Linked DNA regions of Homo sapiens: region 2 is linked to region 1. A link is an interaction called in ENCODE POLR2A ChIA-PET data of the cell type or tissue named here. Cell type or tissue: OCI-LY7. All regions are shown on one strand. Each heading gives the region's core, and the rest is flanking DNA. Links, peaks and the distances in the headings are about the cores only. Region 1 overlaps GYG1 (glycogenin 1). Region 2 has its middle 20 kb from the start of TM4SF18-AS1.

The links. ChIA-PET counts read pairs that join two places held together with the same protein. Peaks named below come from ENCODE experiments on the same cell type or tissue, not always from the same donor. Only the 100,000 strongest peaks of a DNase experiment are listed, where the experiment ranks them.
Region 2: POLR2A ChIA-PET joins it to region 1 with 5 read pairs; 4 of 35 experiments call an interaction of 5 or more read pairs at or near these places.

What each region holds. Positions count from the first base shown.
Region 1 is chr3:149,001,645-149,006,644 of GRCh38, reverse strand. The region is part of intron 4 of GYG1 (glycogenin 1); the gene reads right to left. Among named protein-coding and RNA genes, the nearest start is that of GYG1, 13 kb to the right of the region's middle. In OCI-LY7, for the core only: no CTCF peak of the experiment used is centred there; a DNase peak (open chromatin) is centred at 2,514.
Region 2 is chr3:149,259,564-149,269,459 of GRCh38, reverse strand. It overlaps the pseudogene CPHL1P. Among named protein-coding and RNA genes, the nearest start is that of TM4SF18-AS1, 20 kb to the left of the region's middle. In OCI-LY7, for the core only: no CTCF peak of the experiment used is centred there; no DNase peak of the experiment used is centred there.

The DNA of each region.
Region 1 (5,000 bases), core at 1-5,000:
CACTCAGCAGGTATATGGATATGGTACATCCATGTGGGATATTTCTCAGCTATAAGACGGAACAAACTAGAGATACAATAACCTGGATGAATCTTAAATTAATTACACTCAGTGAAAAACTCCAATCTCACAAAGTTATATACTATGTAATTTCATTTATATAACATCAAATAATAAAAGTATAGAGATAGGAAGCAAATTAATGGTTGCCAGGGGAGAGGGAAAGAATGACAGATGTAGTTGTGGCTGTAAAAGAATATGATGGGCCAGGCGCAGTGGCTCACGCCTGTAATCCCAGCACTTTGGGAGGCCGAGGTGGGTGGATCACAAGGTCAGGAGTTCAAGACCAGCCTGACCAATATGGTGAAACCCCGTCTCTACTAAAAATACAAAAATTAGCCGGGCATGGTGGCACGCGCCTATAGTTCCAGCTACTTGGGAGGCTGAGGCAGAAGAACAGCTGGAACCCGGGAGGCAGAGGTTGCAGTGAGCTGAGATCACGCCACCGCACTCAAGGCAGGGTGACAGAGTGAGACTCGGTCTCAAAAAAAAAAAAAAAAAAAAGAATATGATGAAGGGTCCTTGTGATGGAACTACTCTGCATCTTGACTATGGTGGTAGTCACACCAATCTACCCATGTGATAAAGTTGCATAAAAACCAAAAGTGCATATACATATACACATACACACAGAAAAGGGAATACATATAAAACTGGTGAAATCTGAGTAAGGTTGGTGGATTGGTCCAATGTCAATCTCCTGGTTGGGGCAATACATTTTAGTTATGTAAGGTACTACCATTAGGGGAAAACAGATGAAGCATATGTGGGATCTGTCTGTATTATTTCTTACAACTGCATGGAAATTCTCTCAAAATGAACAGGTTTTTAAAAAACTCTTACAATTAATGTGCAAAATACAATCAGGAATTAGATGCTAAATTCCACAAGAACAGAGATTATGGCCTTTTGCTCACCATTATGATGCTAACATGTAGCAGAATGCCTTACACATAGGCAAATTATTTATGGAATGAATGCAAGAATCTTGAAGATATTCTGTAACAGCAGAAAAATTTAAACGACTTATATTCTACCATACAGGAATGGTTAGTATATTAATACTAACTACTCATGGAATATGATTCAGCAATTAAAACTAATGTCTATAAAGACAACTTCAGTACACTGTGTAATATATACAGCTACATACATTGTGATTATAACTAAGAACATAAACATTAATTAACATTTATATTACAAGAAAGTAAATAAAATAATAGTAATTGCATTAGGGGATTGGTGTAATAGATGTTCCTTCCCCCCTCTTTTTCCTATTATTCTTTTAATGCTAAAATATTAGTAATACAACTGGGGGCAAGAATGAGAACTGTGCTTAGATCTTTTCTTTCTAAATACTCTTTACTTTTAATTTTTATTATGAAGTATACTACCAAAAAAAAAATATATGTGTAGGTTATAAAGGATATTAATAATAAAACTCTACACATTTATCCAATTTGAGAACCTGGACATTATAACACCTTCTTTAACTGAAGCAATTCCACTTAAAATGACTAACAGCTACCCATAATGCAGTAAAGAAATCTAATTCCACAGAGGCCTAAATCGTAGTTGTAAAGTAGAACTTCCAAATCCGACCTGCATGAGCCTGGGAAACAGGAGTCAGAGCTGCTGATCCCTCAAAGTCCCTGGCTGGCTGCCTTTGGCCACAAAAGGCCGTTTCTGTTTACCCTCAGGTACCCTACAAACATCATCAGCCCATCAGCTGTGTGCCACAGGAAGGCTGGGAAGCACGGGGTGTACAGAAAACAAGCAAGGAAGAGAAAAGGCACTGAAGCAGAACTGGTGAATCAACAGTGCCTGTTAAATTGGCAAATCCTGAAACACTCAACAAGAACCTTGGCTCCAGAGGGGACAACACAGGTCATAAAACTTCCAGGGCCACTGACCTCATTATGTGACTACAAAGGTTTATCATTTAGTCCAAAATTGTGGATTAAAAATAAATTAAATGCCATGTAGAAGTCCGTAGCTGAATTTTTAAATTCAGCGGTCTAGAAATCTTAACCACCTTTTCCCAAATGCACAGTTCAACATTTTAAGGTCAGGCAAATGTTTTAACGTCATCAGAAAAATCTATGTATGGTGTTACCAATATCCTCTCTTTAGAAAAATCTTTAAATGATAGGACAGTTCAAAGCAGAATGCAAATCTAGGCACATCTGTATTAGAAAACATACAAGGATGCCCTAAAGACTGCTGATTTTCCATAACAAAAACCCTACAACTTTTGTCCGATACATTTTAGTCAGACTTCTAGAGGCAGCTTTATCTAATCTGACAGGTTAAGATAATTTTAATCTCACTCATCTCAGAGCCAACAAACATGATTAGCAGGCATCACTAGCAGCTGTGATCCGGTACACCAGGGTGTGGTAACACAGGTGAGAGACAGGGAGAAAGGAAATGGAACAAGGGGCACATCGCATCTGTTTTGCGAACAAAAGCAAGTATCTCATTCTGAATCATCCTTCCACCCGGCTGCCCAAATGCAAATGCTGTGTAATCACCTTGCAACTACAGACTTGGTACTTTCTAGGTCTTCTGAGCAGGGTCACATACCTGGTAACCATGGATGCATTTATCAGAAACTGGGCCTATTTGTTTCCTAAGACAGAAACAAGAGTTAAGTGGTGTCTTTTTAAATCTGTGCATTTGTTCAATGCTTGTGTACTTTGCGTGCTCTTCCACAGTTTGCTGGCAGCTGGCTTGTCTACTGTGGATAACAGGGCAGTGAGTTAATTCTGGTTTAGACATGAGCCCCAGCATCTCAGCCAAAGGAATGTTCCCCCTATAATAGTGCTCCTCAAACTGTGGCCCGGGTTCCAGCAGCATGGGCATCACCTGGGAGCTTGACAGAAATGCAAACTGTTGAGCCCCACCCCAGACCTACAGAATCAGAAGCCACATCTTAATCCCTAGGGAATTTGTCTGCATATTAAATTTGAGAAGTACTAGAGTCTTTTGAAGAACGACTTCTTTATTATAACAAAGGATAATAACTTTTAAAAATATCATTTCTATAAAAAATGTCTAACATTTTATAAATTTGGTATTCACATAATAGGAAGATTCAGATAGGTTCCAACTCTCAGATACTTCAAAATCCAAAAAGGGACAGATGGACAAAGTAAATAAAGTAAAAGTCCAGGCACGGTGACTCACACCTGTAATCCCAGCACTTTGGGAGGCCGAGGTGGGTGGATCACCTGAGCTCAGGAGTTCAAGACCAGCCTGGCCAACATGGTGAAACCCCATTTCTACTAAAAACACAAAAATTAGCTGCGCATGGTGGCAGGCACCTGTAATCCCAGCTACTCAGGAGGCTGAGGCAGGAGAATCACTTGAACCCAGGAGGCAGAGGTTGCAGTGAGCCGAGATTGCACCATTGCACTCCAGCCTGGGCAACAACAGTGAAACTCCATCTCAAAAAAAAAAAAAAAAAATTATAGTAAAATATGCTTTATATTGTAATTGAGCTAGAGACAAGGACTGACATGAACATGTGACTCACTTCTATCTATCTATCTATTATTTATTTACAGAGACAGAGTCTTGCTCTGTCACCCAGGCTGGAGTGCAGTGGCGTACCTCAGCTCATTGCCTCTGCTTCCAGGGTTCAAGTGATTCTCCCACCTCAGCCTCCCAAGAAGCTGGGACTACAGGCATGTGCCACCACACCCGGCTAATTTTTGCATTTTTAGTAGAGATGGGGTTTAACCATTTTGGCCAGGCTGGTCTGGAACTCCTGACCTCAAGTGATCCACCTGCCTTGGCCTTCCGAAGTGTTGGAATTACAGGTGTGAGCCACTGCGCCTGGACACTTCTTTTTAAAACTAACTTCCTACAAAATGCTTGGTGGATATAATCATTACTGCCTATAGTGAGCATGCTAAGGATTAATAAATTACAGCTTATGAAAGCCCAGCTCTTGGGGATATTTTTATGAGATTTACTGAGGATCATTAGATTAACCCAAGGTGGCTTATGGAAATCCAGGCACTTGGAGCTTGGGCCCCAGCATCACGGCATCTCACTGGCCTCAACCCATTTAAGCCAAGAATAACTGATTTATTTTACTACTTCATGTTATAGCTTTTGTTTTTCACTACTTTGTTAAAAGATTATTAAGTATCAAGCTATTAATTATTACATACTTGCAAGGAAACATTTATTCTTGGCTTAAATGTCAGTTTCTCAGTCTAAGGCAGGTCCTCCTAGTCTGGACTCTTAGTACTCTGAACTTACTAGAATCATGATTACATAACTGTGTATTAGTTGTTAGATGTCTGTAAGGTCTCAGAATATAAACTTTATAGAGGCAGGAATAAAATCTGTATTATTTACCAGTCTATTTTTGCCCCTTCAATTTAGGATTTTGCCCAGATTAGAAATTAAAATTATGTTTGAAATAATGAATGGACCTACTACAGAAATATAGGTGAGAGGAACCCTTCCAAGAATACATCTAGACTCCATAAAACACTGCAAGACGATGAACTGTGCTGCTGATTTTAAACGACAAAGTATTTTTAGGTATTTTGGATCAGAGGGGAGGAACAGTAGCAATAGAGATAGAAGACTTGAGCCTCCATTCCTTCATTTGTAAAATGAGGAATATACCAGCTGCTCTGTCTACTCAGAGAAATTACTTAATTCATCTGTCATAAAGCCAAGGTAATAGGGATCTTCCTCCATCCCGTATTATTCTCAGGATACATACTCAAGAATGCTGCCATATGAGAGAATTGGGAATGGAAAAACCACCCACCACCACCACCCACCCCACCACAACACATAACCCAACCAGAGTTGAGAAGGACCCTGGTTCAGACCTGACTTTGCCTAGCTCAGAGACATCAGGCAAGCTGCTGCCCTGAACTGTACCAATGGCAGGTCCCCAGTGCTAGCTAGAT
Region 2 (9,896 bases), core at 2,101-7,100, 260 kb before region 1:
AATTGATTACTCAAGTAAACCTCCTTATTTTTGTTTATTTCCCTCTCCACATTTGCCATTTAATAACAGAATGGTCAGTTATGTTGTTGTTTATCTTTTTTATTCTTGAATATGACAAAACTCTATATATGATCACGTAAATGTTCTGTGTTATTTTTCAATCAGAAAAAAACATAATTTTCATTAGAATTACAGAATTTAACTTTATTTTTTTGTGTGAGAAAAAGAAAACCACTCACGGCTATTATAACTCAAGGACTGAATTTAGTGATAAAAAGTTGTCACTTAGAAAAGATGATCATTTTCAGATTAAAATATACTCAGCTCCACCAATACCTCCTATCTACCTTATTCTCAGATCATACCCTCAAGACAGTCTTTCTACCTCAACCCTGCAGAAAGACTAGTGTCAGCCCTAGACCAAGTGAAAAAACGCCTCAAAGCCTAGTTGGCTGATGGGATCCCATCACTTTCTCCTGTGTGTCTCCTCTTTCTGTGTCCTTCTGAAGATTTTCTGCGCTTTAATTTACTCCATTTTTTTTAAGTAATTACAAGAATATATGAATAGACCTTTGTTGGAAAGAAAGGTAGGAAGGAAAGAAAGGAGGAAAAAAAGTGGGAGAAATGGAAGAAGAGAAGGAGGAAAAGAGGCAGAAAAATAGGTGGAGGAAAGCAGGCAGAAAAAGTGAAAGAAGTCTAATGCAGTATACATTAGCCTCCAGCTCAAAAGAGCTGAGAGTTAAATAATCCAGCAGTTAAATTATTGGTAGCTTCAAATTGGTTGCAATGGGAAGTGCTTACACTACAAAAAAATTAGCACATAAATCAGAGTTTGTGTTTAGTTTTGGAGAGCTGCTTTAAGGACACACCATCAGTCCAATTCCACCCCACCACCATCTTAGCCACTGTAATCAATTTGTGCAAGTATTTGAAAACCTGTTCGCTATGCACTTTCACACAACATAAACATGAACACGTAGAAATAAAAATACATAGCTATGTTTTGTGCTTTGTTTTATGTAAGTAGATCACACTGCATATAATATTCTGTTGTTTTCATCACTCATATCAAAGTCTTGAAGTCTCTTTCCATGCATTCTCTATACATTTAACTTTTTTTTTTTAACTGTTGCATAGTTTTCCATATTTTGGTTGTACTGTAATTTATTTAACCTTTTGCCTACAAACAGATGTTTAAGTTGCTACTGCCTTTTTGGTTTATTAACAATGTTATAGTTAACACCTTTTTTTTTTTTTTTTGAGATGGAGTTTCCCTCTTGTTGCCCAGGCTGGAGTGCAGTGGCGCGATCTCAGCTCACCGCAATCTCTGCCTCCCAAGTTCAAGCGATTCTCCTGCCTCAGTCTCCTGAGTAGCTGGGATTACAGGCATGCACCACCATGCCCAGATAATTTTGTATTTTTAGTAGAGACAGGGTTTCTCCATATTGGTCAGGCTGGTCTTGAACTCCCGACCTCAGGTGATCCGCCCGCCTCGGCCTCCCAGAGTGCTGGGATTACAGTCATGAGCCACCGTGCCTGACCTTATTTAATACCTTTTTATATGTCTCTTCATGTATGTGAAAATATTTCTCATGACTCTCAAGAAGTGAAACTATATAATGGCAGAGAGGTTTTTTTTTGTTTTTTTTTTTGAGTCATGCTCTGTTGCTCAGGCTGGAGTTCAGTGGTGCAGTCATGGCTCACTGCAACCTCGATCTTCTGGGCTCAAGCAGTCTTCCCACCTTAGCCTCCGGAGTAGTTGGCGTTACAGGCATACACCATCACACCCAGCTGATTTTTTTTTTTTTTTTTTTGTAGAGATGGGGTTTTGTCATGTTGCCCAGGCCGGTCTCAAACTGCTGGGCTCAAGTGAGGCCGCCTGCCTTGGCCTCCAAAAGTGCTGAGATTACACGTGTGACCCACTGCCTGCCAGGGCTTTTAATTTTAACAAATTTTGCCAAATTGTCTTCCATAAAGTCTATATTAATTTACATTCCCACCAACGGTGCTCTGAAATTAAAACACAGGACTGATCTTCTCATGCCTTGAGTTTCTTTCTTCCAGCCAACTAGTTAATTGAATAAACCAACTAACTCATTAATGACTAGTAGTAGTAATTTCATATTCATGAGGGAAGATGTTCTTGGACTCTCAAATTCTTCTCAGTATGTAGGTACCATCTTCACTTCAGAGTTGGTCCAAAGCTGGTTATTATTCTCTAATAATATATATGCCTTTAATATTCATTTTTGCATCCTGACTTTTGTACTTATTTCATACATCTTAAATTTTTCCATTGATTTCATACATCACATTTCTCAAAGAAATAGAAAGTCTCAATATTGTTGGCTAAAATTGAAAATATGTATTGACCAAGAAAATTGTCTTAATGTTTTAATAACATTCTCTATCTGTTTTTCAGAGAGTATGCAGGCATTTTTCAAAGTAAGTAATTGCCAGAAACCTTCAACAGAAGCCTTTGTTACTGGGACACATGTTATACATTACTATATTGCTGCTAAAGAAATTCTTTGGAACTATGCTCCATCTGGTATAGATTTCTTCACTAAAAAAAATTTAACAGCAGCTGGAAGGTAATGAGTCACTGGTTAAAATATTTATAGTTAAATAATTAAGATAATTGAAAAATTTCATAATCTAGTTACTTCTGAAAAAGATTTAGGCATCTAATTAAAATATACTGATAAAATAAATATAAGAAAGTAATTGGAAAATTTTGAAGCCAAGGAGCATTGCTAGACAAAATTCTTCTCTAAATGCGCTGGCCGACAATGTAAAGGAAAATATATTATTCATCTTTTTCCTAGCACAAAACTTTAAAATGGATTTACTCTATACTTATGAAACATTTAACAATATAGCAGACAATGTCATCAATAACATTTTATTAAAATTTTAAAACATTCTTTGTGTGCAACTTATACACTCCTGCTAAGATCTGAAGGCACAGTTAAATCATTGAATGTGATATCCTTAAACTATATTCTATAAATATTATGTACTCAGTAACACCTAAGACTATATTACCAATTGTTGTCTTAATAACCAAAAACTAACACTAAAATGCATTACTCTGGCATTCATTAGCATTTAAAAGTGGGCAAAAAGTTTTTCTGATAGTCCAACTGCCAAGTATATTTACCATATTGAGGACAACAGGAGATTTAATTCTTCTGGCCTACTGAGTGAAGACACATGTTAGAACAGACAAAGTCCTAAAACCACCAGAAAATAACGTTCTTTATGATACTTATTTTTCTCTAATGCACTCACAGGAATTTGAGAAAGCAAAGAATATTATGTCAAGTGACATTTTCCCGTCTTTATTTTTAATTATTTTTTAATGATACATGATATTTGTACAGATTTAGGGGGTACATATGATATTTTGATATGCGCATACAATATGTGATAACTAAATCAGAGCATTTAGGATATCCATTGCCTCAAACATCTATCATTTCTTTGTGGTGGAAACTTTTCAATTTTTTTCTTGTGGCTATTTTGAAATATACGATATAGTGTTATTAACCATAGTCACCCCACTGAGCTATTGAACCCTGGGGCATATTTCTTCTATCTAATTGTATGTTTGTACCCATTAACCAACCTCTCTTCATCATCCATTACTCCCCCACCACCACCCCCACACATTCTTCCAAGCCTCTGGTAACCATCATTCTATTTTCTACCTCCATAAAATCGACTTTTCTAGCTCCCATGTATGAGGGCATATGACATTTGTCTTTCTGCGCCTGGTTTATTTTGCTTAATATAATGCACCCCAGCATCCATGTTGCTGCAAATAACATGGTCTCAGTCTTTTTTATGGCTGAATAGCATTCCATTGTGTATATATAGTACATTTTCTTTACTATTCACTTGTTAATGCACACTTGGGTTGGATTCCATATCTTGGCTTTTGGGGATAATGCTGCAATAAACATGGAGGTGTAGTATCAAAGGTGTATCCCTTTGATACACTGGTTTCTTTTCCTTTGGATAAATACCCAGTAGTGGATTGTATGATAGTTCTAATTTTAGTTTTTTGATGAAACTCCATACTGCGTTCCATAATGGCTGTACTAATTTACATTCTCACCAACAGTGTGTAAGAGTTCCTTCTCTGCAACCTCAGCCGCTTTTGCTGCTTTTTGTATTTTTGATAATAGCCATCTTAACTGGGGTGAGATGAGATCTCATTGTGATTTTGATTTGCATTTCCCTGATGAAGAGTAATGCTGAGCATTTTTTCATATATCTGTTTGTTGGCCACTTGTGTATCTTCTGTAGAGAAATGTCTCTTCATTTGACCCTTTGCCTGCTTTTTAATGGGAATATTATTATTGTTATTATTATTATTACTGTTAAGCTGTTTGAATTCCTTGTATATTCTGGATATTCATCCTTCGTCACATGAATAGTTTGCAAATATTTTCTCTCATTCAACAGGTTTTCTTTCCACTCTGTTGATTGTTTCCTTTGCTGTGCAGAAGTATTTTAGTTTAACATAATCGAAATTGTCTATTTTTGTTTTTGTTGTCTGTGCTTTTGAGGTATTAGCTATAAAATAGTTAGATCAATGTCCTGGAGTGTTTCCCCCATGTTTTTTTCTAGTCAGTTTTTATATTTGGGTCTTACATGTAAGCATTTAATCCACTTTGAGTTGATTTTTGCATATGATGAGATATGGCCTCTAATTTCATTCCTCTGCATATGGATGTCCTGTTTTCCCAGCACCATTTATTGAAGAAGGTGTCCTTTCCCGAGTGTATATTCTATGTTCTTGTCACTTTTTTTTGTTTGGAAGGTTAGTTGGCTGTAAATATATGGACTTATTTCTTTCTGGGTTCTCTATTCTTTTTCATTGGCCTGTATGTCATTGGGTTCTCTATTCTTTTTCGTTGGCCTATATGTCATTGGCCTATAGGATTTTTTTTTCTATTTTTGTGAAGAATGTTATTGGTATTTTATAGGGTTGCCTTAAATCTGTAGATTGCTTTTGGTAGAATGGTCATTTTAACAATATTAATTTTGATCCATGAGCATGGGGTGTCTTTCCACTTTTTGTATCCTCTTCAATTTCTTTCATCAGTGTTTTGTGGCTTTCCTTGTAAACATCTTTCATCTCTTTGGTTAAATTTATTCTTAGGTTTTTTGTTTGGTTTGGTTTTTGTTTTGTAGCTATTGTGAATGGGATTGTTCTCTTGATTTCTTCTTCAGCTACTGTGTTATTGGTATATAGAAACACTACTGATTTTTGTATGTTGATTTGTATCCTGCAACTTTATTGAATTCATTTATTGTAAGAGTTATTTCGTAGTGTCTTTAAATTTTTCTATATATAAGATCATGTCATCTGCAAAAAGGAAAAATTTGACTTCCCCTTTTCTAATTTGAATGCCTTTTATTTCTTTCTCTTGCTTGACTGCTCTGGCTAGGACTTCCAATACTATGTCAAATAGGAATGGTGAAAGTGGGCATCCTTGTCTTGTTCCAGTTCTTGGAGGAAAGGCTTTCTGGTTTTCTTCACTCAGTATGTTAGCTGTGGGATTGTCATATATAGCCTTTATTATGTTAAGAGTGTAACTCCTATGCCTGATTTGTTGAGAGTTTTTGTCACAAAAGGATGTTGAACTTTATCAAACACTTTTTCTGTACCTACTGATATGATCATATGGTTTTTGTCCTTTATTCTGTTAATGTAATATATCACATTGATTGGTTTGCTATGTTGAAACATCCTTGCATCCCTGGGAAAAAAACCCACTTGATCATGGTGTATTATCTTTTTGATATTTGTTGGATTTGGTTTGCAAGTATCTTGTTGAGGATGTTTTCATCTATGTTCATCAGAGATATGTAGTTTTCTTTTTATGTTGTGTCCTTGTCTAGTTTTCGTATTAAGGTAATGGTGACCTTGCAGAATGAGTTAGGAAGAATTCCCTGTTCTTCAATTTTCTGGAATAGTTTGAGAAGAATTGGTATTAATTCTTCTTTGTAAGTTCGGTGGAATTTGTCAGTAAAGCCATCCAGTCCTGGGCTTTTCTTTCTTGGGGGATGTTTTTTTACTGATTCAATCTCATCACTCAATATTGGAGTGTTCAGGTTTTCTGTTTCTTCCTGGTTCAATCTTAGTAGGTTATCTGTGTCCAGGAACTTATCCATTTCCTCTAGGTTTTTCTGTTTGTTATTGTACAGTTGTTCATAATAATCTCTAATGATCCTCTGTATTTCTATGGTATCAGTTGTAATGTCTCCTTTTGTATTTCTAATTCTGTTTATTTGTGTCTTCTCTTTTCTCTTGGTTAGTCTAGCTAGTGGTTTATCTATTTTGTTTATTTTTTTTTTAAACTGACTTTTCATTTAGTTGAGCCTTCGTATGTCTTTTTAGTCTCTTTTTAACTGAGTTCTGATCTGACCTTTATTATTTCTTTCCTTCTACTAATTTGGGGTTTGGTTTATCTTGCTTTTCTAGTTCCTTGAGGTGCATCATTAGGATATTTACTTGAAATCTTTCTACTTTTTTTTGTTTTGTTTTTTGAGACAGAGTCTCGTACTATCATTCAGGCTACAGTGCAGTGGCATGATCTCAGCTCACTCTAACCTTCACCTCCCTGGTTCAAGTGATTCTCCTGCCTCAGCCTCCCAAGCATCTGGGATTACAGGCACACACCACCACACCCGGCTAATTTTTGTATTTTTAGTAGAGACAGGGTTTCACCATGTTGGCCAGGCTGGTCTCGAGCTCCTGACCTCAAGCGATCCTCCTGCCTTGGTCTCGCAAAGTACTGGGATTACAGGTGTGAGCCACCACACCTGGCCTTTTTCAGCTTTTTTAATGTAGGCATTTATTGCTATAAAATACTCTCTCGCACTGCTTTTGCTGAATCTTAAAGGATTTGTTGGGTTTCCATTTTCATTTGTTTCAATAAATTTTTAAATTTCTTACTTAATTTCTTCATTGACCCAGTGGTCACTCAGGATCATGTTGTTTAATTTTAATGTATTCGTACAGTTTCTAAAGTTCCTCTTGAATTCTAGCTTTATTCCATTATACAATGATATGATTTCAATGTTTTAAAATTTGTCGAAATATTTTGTGGCCTCACATATGGTCTATCCTGGAGAATTTTCCATGTGCTGATGAAAAGAATGTGTGTTCTGCAGCTAGTGGTTAAAATGTTTTGTAAATATCTGTTAGGTCCATTTGGTCTAAAGTATAGTTTAAATCCAATGTTTCTTTGTTGATTTTCTGTCTAGATGATTGGTCCAATGCTGAGAGTGGGGTGTTGAAGTTCTCAACTATTATTGTGTTAGAGTCTATCTCTCCCTTTAGCTCAATAATATTTACTTTATGTATCTGGGTGCTTTGGTGTTGGGCATATATATTTAGAATTGTTACATTCCCTCACTGAATTGATCCCGTTATCATTACAAAACGACCTTGTCTCTTTTTACATTTTTGACTTAAAGTCTGTTTTATCTGATATAAGGATAGCTATTCCTACTAACTTTTGGTTTTTGTTTCTGCAGAATATCTTTTTTCATCCCTTCATGTTTAGTCTTTATGTGTCTTTACAGGTGAAGTGAGTTTCTTGTAGGTAGCATATATTTGGGTCATTTTAAAAAATTCATTCAGCCAGTCTATATCTTTTAATTGGGGACTCTAATTTATTTATATTCAGGGTTATTATTGATAGGTAAGAACTTATTCCTGTCATTTTGGTAATTGTTTTCTGGTTATTTCATATATCCTTTTCCCTTCTGTTTCTCTCTTATTGGTTATAATTGCAGTTTGGTGGTTTTCTGTAGTCCTTGAGTCCTTTGTCTTTCTCATTTGTGTGTCTGCCATGCCAATGAGTTTTATGTTTTCATGTGTTTTCAGGATGGTAGATATTATCCTATTGCTTCCAGATATAGGACTCCCTTAAGCATTTTTTATAGGGCCTATCTAATGGTGATGAATTTCCTAAGTTTTTGCTTGTCTGGGAAAGATTTTATTTCTCCTTCATTTTTGAAAAATAGCTTTGCTGAGTGTAGTACTCTTGGTTGACTCTTTTTTTTTATTTTCAGTGTTTTGAGTGTATCATCTCATGCTGTTTTGGCCTGTAAGAGTTCTGCTGAGAAATCTGCTGTTAGTCTGATGGGGATTTCTTTATACGAGACTAGATGCTTTTCTCTTGCTGTTTTTAGAATTCTCTTTTTTCTTTCTTTGTTTTTGACTCTTGACTCTAATGTGTCTTAGAGAAGGCCTTTTCAGGTTGATCTATTTGGGGATCCTTGAGTTTCCTGTATCTGAATGTCTATATCTCTTGTAAGACATTTGAACTTTTCAGTTTATTATTATTATTCTTTTGCATTAACAGTGTTTGTTTTTTTAACAAGGAATGAAAACAAACTTTTTTTTTTTTAGGCAGAGTCCTGCTTTGTCACCCAAGTTGGAAGGCAATTGCATGATCACAGCTCACTGTTCCCTCAAACTCTTTGGCTCAAGCGATCCTTCCACCTCAGTCTCCCAAGTAGCTAGGTCTATAGGCACGTGCCACCACACCCAGCTAATTTTTTAAATGTTCTGTAGAAATAGAGTCTTACTACGTTGCCTTGCCTAGTCTCAAACTCCTGGCCTCAATCAATTTTCCCAGCCTCCCAAAGTGCTGGGATTATAGACATGAGCTACTATGCCCAGCCCTCAGCTATTATTTTGTTGAATAGGTTTTCTATGTCTTTGTCCATTTCTTCTCCTTCTGGAATACCCAACATTTGAATATTTGGTAGCTTTATGTCACTCATATGTCACATATGCTTTTTTCATTCTTTTTAATTCTTCATTTCTTTCTCTCTCTTTTTTTTTTTTCTGACTGGGTTGTTTCAAAATACCAGACCTCAAGTTCAAAAATTATTTTTTCAAGTCTGTTGTTGAAGCTCTAGATCATATTTTTAATTTTTAAAAAGCTCTTCAGTTCTAGGATGTCTTTTTGGGGTTTATTGTATATCTGTTGAATTTCTTGTTCAGATCATGAATTTTTTTCTGATTTCTTTGTGTTGCTTATCTGTGTTTTGTTGTATCTCACTGAGCTTCAATATTGTTATTTTGACTTTTTTTGGCATGTCATACGTTTCTTTTTCATTGGAATCTGTCACTGGGGAATCATTGTGTTGTTTTGGAAGTGTCATGTTTCCTTGCTTTTTCATGCTTCTTGTGTTTTACATTGATATCTGCACTTCTTCCCATTTTTTGTGGGGCGGTGGCTTTGGTAGGAAAAGAGACATTTTCTATAGATGTATTTATAGTGTGGATTGGGTAGGATGCTTTAACTTTGATTCTTGCTGCGTGCAGTCATGTGGTTTCTGTACAATTTCCTCAGCTGTAATCAGCATCAGTGGTGCCTGTGAGTTCCTTGGTGGCTTATCCTGTGGTTGTTAGTGGAGGTTTTGCTGGGGATGGGGATGCCAGATGGGACAGTCCTTGGGCCCCAGTGGTGGTGGCAGCAGGTTGAGTCTTCCCATCCTTGGGGCCCAGCAGCATACATGGGCACTGGTGTTAGAGGATCCAGACAGGCTAATTATTGGGCCTCCAAGTGGCTTTCTCAGGTGTCAGCAGTGGCAATGGTGAGTTGGGCGTATTTTTGGGTCCCTGGGTGGCATGTATGGTTGTGAAGGCAGGAGTGGTAGCAGGCCAACCCTCAGGCCCCCAAGTGACATGCATAAGTGCCAGTGGTGGAAGCAACAGTCTGAGCAGGCCATTCCCTAGACCCCCAGGTGGTACATGCAGGTGGGTGCCAGCAGAGGTGATGGCAGCAGGTTGGGCAGACCTGTCCTCATACCCTGGAAGTAGTGTACAAATTCAGCGGTGGTTGGTGGAGAAGGTTGAT